Linked DNA regions of Homo sapiens: region 1 is linked to region 2. A link is an interaction called in ENCODE POLR2A ChIA-PET data of the cell type or tissue named here. Cell type or tissue: PC-9. All regions are shown on one strand.

Region 1 (2,500 bases), 99 kb before region 2:
AGCTTCCACACCTATTTTTTGATCCATTGACTGTATCTCTAGACATCTAGCCTAGAGACATTCTTGAGCAGTACACAAAGGCATATGCAAAGATGTTTGGTATAGCATTGCTGTAATAATAAAAACCCCAAACGGGAAGCAGTTCAAATCCCCTCAATAGGGAATATTTAAATTATGACACACTCAAACTATGGAGTATTACGTGTTTGTTAACAAAGCTAAATGTACTGACATGAAAAACTAGGAGATAGTAAGTAAATAAAGGAAGCTGTAGAACAGATATAACATGATCCCATTTATATAAAAATAAAACTATCTACATATATATATGTAAATGCATTTTACAAAGCTCTGGAAGGCTATCATCAAACTGTTAACAGTGGACAGGAAGTGGAAATAGGGCAGGGTTCTGAGATACTTTCCCTTTTTACTCTTCATACTTCTATACTGTTTGAATTTTATTGGAGTTGTGCATTTCTTGTGTTAAAAAAAATTCTAGGTGGGGCATGGTGGCTCACACCTGTAATCCCAGCACCTTGGGAGGCTGAGGTGGGTGGATCACTTGAGCTGAGGAGTTCAAGACCAGCCTGGCCAACATGGTGAAATCCTGTCTCTACTAAAAATATAAAAATTAGCCAGGTGTGGTGGCGGGCACCTGTAATTCCAGCTACGTGGAAGGCTGAGGCACGAGAATTGCTTGAATCTGGGAGACAGAGGCTACAGTGAACCAAGATCAGGCCACTGCATTCCAGCCTGGGCAACTCCATCTCAAAAGAAAAATAAATAAATAAATAAAATAAATAAAAAATAAAACATGGGAGAAAGAAATCCACTGTAAAAACAAACAAACAAACAACCCCAAAACATTCTAGAATATAAAAACCACCAAAAATTATACAGCAATGCAAATTAAATACTTAGTTGAACAAAGGGGACTTCAGCTTCATGTTATTTTACAGTGAAAATGTGTTCTATTACTACTTGTTATAAAAAATTAATTTAAAAAAATTAAAAGGAAAAAAGATGAATTTTGGGGTATCCCCTTATAGTAGAGAACCAAGCCTGGAGCATCAGTCATTGGCATACTGTATCTCACAAGTGTGGTTAACAGCAAAAAGGATGGGGAGGGTCTGGTAGAGTGTGATTTAATTCCAAATCTGAATGAATGGAGCTGGGTAGGTGGGGTAATGAGGCTTTGCTGGTGTACTTCCAGCTTCGGGCAACACTAGCTAAGGAATTGGGGCCTGGGTCTGCAGGTAAAGGTCATCAGTGAAAGCCAAATATGAGGTGGTGGAAGAAGCACAGAGCAAATAAGGGAAGAACTAGAAAGAAGCTGAGGGGGAACTCTACTTTCCTTGCTTCATCAGGAGGGATCTCTGAAATACTTTTACAAAGGGCCTAAGAAAAGCCAGTTGCTCCAATGAATTAGCTTCTGTGTATGACTCATAGACCCCAGGGAGAAGGCTGGATTATTTCTAGAATGACATTCCTGAGGACAAGTTTGCAGAGGTGGCAGACTTTCCACAGGGAACAAAGGGGCTTCAGTCCAACATACTTGTTCCAACACAGGGGAACTGTGGTGAAAATGACTTCATGTCATATTTAACAACTTATCCTGCAGCTGAAAAGGGGCATCAAATGCATTTCTCTATGGCCAGAATGATAAAAACTCTGCCATCTTCCATGAATAGTTATGAGGATTCATTGTTAACTAGTTAGTTATTTCATTCATTCCATCAGATATATCTGACACTCTGTGCCCTTATGGAGTTTATAAAGCAACATGAATCTTGACCATTTTTCCCCAAACTCTCATCTGCCTCATTATGTTTTAGGGTACTACTGTGATATATATAAAGTCATTGCCAAAAAAACATTCCTTGCAAGTAAAGAGAAATATCTTTTAAAAAAATAATGTGCATTTTATTTTGTCACAGGCAAAACAAGGAGTAATTTAATTTTTCTAAGCCTGAAGCCTGTACTTTGATTTGAGTAACAAGTATGAAAATGACTCAGCAGCTTCTCTTCAGTGAGGCAAAACAGTTCTTAAAGCATAAAGTGGCGGCTACTAAAGCAATGCAACCGAGGCCAGGCATGGTGGCTCATGCCTGTAGTCCCAGCTACTTAGAAGTCTGAGGCAGGAGGACAGCTTGAGCCCAAAAGTTCAAGACCCACCTGGGCAACATAGTGAGACACTGTCTCAGTTGCAAAAAAAAAAAAAAAAAGAAAAAGAAACAGAATTGAGCAAAGGAGCTAAGAAAAGTAGAGAAGATAAACTTGCTGAGTTGAAATAACAGAATTTTTGGGAAAAGAAGTAAGTGTTTCTTTTCTTCTCCCCAGGGAAAGGGTGGATGATGAGACACTCCTACCACAGGCAATGTGAGGGAGCAATGCAAAGCCATGTCCCATCAAGAATCTGGAAGTAAGGAAAATAAAGGTTTCCTCAGAGAGTTAAACTATAAAATCAACCAGAATGGTGAGGCCAATGAAAAAGTTACCC
Region 2 (2,500 bases):
GGCTCTAGGCTTCTCCTGCTGAGTCCTGGTCTTGGCCTGTGAATGTGCCTCGTTCATCCCTGGTGCTTGAGCCCCTCAAGCTCCAGTCAATGATCCAGTCCTTCCCCTTTGAAGTTTTCTGCTCTACTTTCCTTGGCAGCAGCCTGTGAACTACTCAAAAGAGTCCCCTTGGGTTTGGAATTATCAGTGGCTTTGCCACTAGTAAATGTGTGATCTTCGGCAAGTAACCTAACCTAGGGACATCAGTTTACTCATCTGCGAAGTGGGGATAATAAAACCTACCTCAGGGTTGCTTCAAGGATTAAATGAGAAAATATGTCAACAATAAAGACCTGTCTGTACCAATAGATGTTGTTATTGCAAAAATGGGCTTACTATCCATAACCATATAGCTTAACTATATGATAACCATGACATTCGTAGGCTGGGCATGGTGGCTTACGCCTGTAATCCCAGCACTTTGGGAGGCCAAGGCAGGTGGATCACAAGGTCAGGAGATCGAGACCATTCTGGCTAACACGGTGAAACCCCGTCTCTACTAAAAATACAAAAAATTAGCCGGGCGTGGTGGCGGGGGCCTGTAGTCCCAGCTACTCGGGAGGCTGAGGCAGGAGAATGGCGTGAACCCGGGAGGTGGAGTTTGCAGTGAGCCAAGATCACGCCACTGCACTCCAGCCTGGGCAACAGAGCAAAACTCCGTCTCAAAAAAAAAAAAAAAAGATAACCATGACACTCGCAATCATATTAAGCCTCACTCAGTAAAGGACAGTCATTGTTTCACAGATATCCTGTTCTGGGTCACCTCTGGACAGCTCATAGCTGCTGGTTTCTAGGTTTTAGGAGGCAGATCTATGATTTTTGTAATCCTCAGACCTGTCTGACCTTAGTGGCCTGAGATCCCTTTGTATAGAATGGAGGAAGGCTGTGTGTTCTTTGGTTTACCCTCAGCCTATCTTTCAACCCCACTCACTTGAGGTTGTGGCCTAGTTCCTCTTTGGGGGAGGGAGGAAGGTGGGGAGATGTCAAAGGGGACTGGGCTTCCTGTGGGGAGTGGGAGAGAAGAGTTTTTCAAGGAGGAGAGAGACCAGGGCTCTTATACTCTGGGCCACTATCTGCCTGCTCTAATCACCTAGGGCCAGGCACCAGACAACTAGGGATGGCCTCTTTACCCCAAAGCCTGCTGAAATTACTCAAACTAGCCAATCCTAAGTCTGCCTACCCTGCCTCAGTCATTCCTTCCAATGGAAACCACAATAAGCACTCTTGCCCACGTTTTCCCTGCTCCCTCTGCATCCCAACTGACCCTGGTGCTTCCCCATGTGGCCCCTGTATAGTGTGCTTTGCCTCCTGTTTCTAGGGACCTGTGAGTATCAGCTTTCTCGATGACAGTCATTTCTGTGTCTATGTGTCTTATTATACCTTATTAAAACAAACCTGGGTACATTTGTAAGACAGCAGGGATTCTCTGAAGATTAATGATTGAGAAGGATGATTGGACCTGTCTAGTCAGGGAGGCTGAGGCCTCAGGCCTTCATTAGGCACGTTGCATGTCTGTCAAGTAAGGGCCACTAATCACCTCACATGGGTTCATCTGAACTTTATGCCAGCCCAAAACACGAGGACGTGCCACCCATCCTCAGCACTCTCAAGACACACTTAAGTGTGTTTGATACGTAAGCTCCAATTCCTTCCTCCATAAGAAGAGAGAAGGCAGAAGTGGCTTTCCCCGAGGTGAGGACGGGGATGGGAGTTTTTTCTTTTGAGTGATGTAGACCTATGCCCTGCTTCCATGCCACTTCCTCAGATGTGACAGACCTCTGCTGGGATGGAATGTGTGTTTGCTGGAGACAGCTGTGGCATAGAGGATTGTGAGAAAGGGTCCCCATGCTTGGTGTGGAAGGAGGGAGCTGCTCACCCTCTGTATGGGCTTGGATGAGGAGCTTCTCAGCGGCAGTCATAAGAACCAGAGGATTTTCTGCCCTTTGCTGGGAGCCACATGAGCCCCCTGGATTCATGTGGAATTCTTGGGAGAGGGATGACCACCCTGAAGATGGCTGAGATCAAATATCTCATCAGATGACTGGATGCTTAGAATCGGGTTAACTTGATTAAATAAATAAATAGAAATAGTTTTTGTACCTATGAGTTTGTGGAGAAAAATTCCTGCCCACTATACTAATATCAGCATTTCTAAAACGATCTGTCTGGAGCATATGCGTGATGAACCTACCTATAGATAGAGCAGAGTAGCTGTAAATGGGGTGGAGTTGAGTGAGCACCAAGTGCTCAAAATGAAGAAAGAGGACTTCCCTCCAACCTTTTGCAGGAGTCATCCCCCTAATGCAACTTCTCCCCACACATATCCACCAAATTAACTTTTTTTTTTTTTTTTTAACCAGACAAAGCCTATGGTTTCATCATAATAATATAGGTCATCATAGATTGAGATTGCCTTGTAATTCCTAGGTAAACGTCCTTGGAAAAAAGGGAATATGAACCT

Evidence for each region. ChIA-PET counts read pairs that join two places held together with the same protein. Peaks named below come from ENCODE experiments on the same cell type or tissue, not always from the same donor. Only the 100,000 strongest peaks of a DNase experiment are listed, where the experiment ranks them.
Region 1: POLR2A ChIA-PET joins it to region 2 with 8 read pairs; 2 of 35 experiments call an interaction of 5 or more read pairs at or near these places.

The regions. Positions count from the first base shown.
Region 1 is chr2:74,582,241-74,584,740 of GRCh38, forward strand. The region is part of intron 4 of M1AP (meiosis 1 associated protein); the gene reads right to left. Among named protein-coding and RNA genes, the nearest start is that of DOK1, 29 kb to the left of the region's middle. In PC-9, no CTCF peak of the experiment used is centred here; a DNase peak (open chromatin) is centred at 1,471.
Region 2 is chr2:74,681,713-74,684,212 of GRCh38, forward strand. It overlaps SEMA4F (ssemaphorin 4F), which reads left to right. Exons shown (of 14, transcript NM_004263.5): 14 at 1-2,129. Among named protein-coding and RNA genes, the nearest start is that of SEMA4F, 29 kb to the left of the region's middle. In PC-9, no CTCF peak of the experiment used is centred here; no DNase peak of the experiment used is centred here.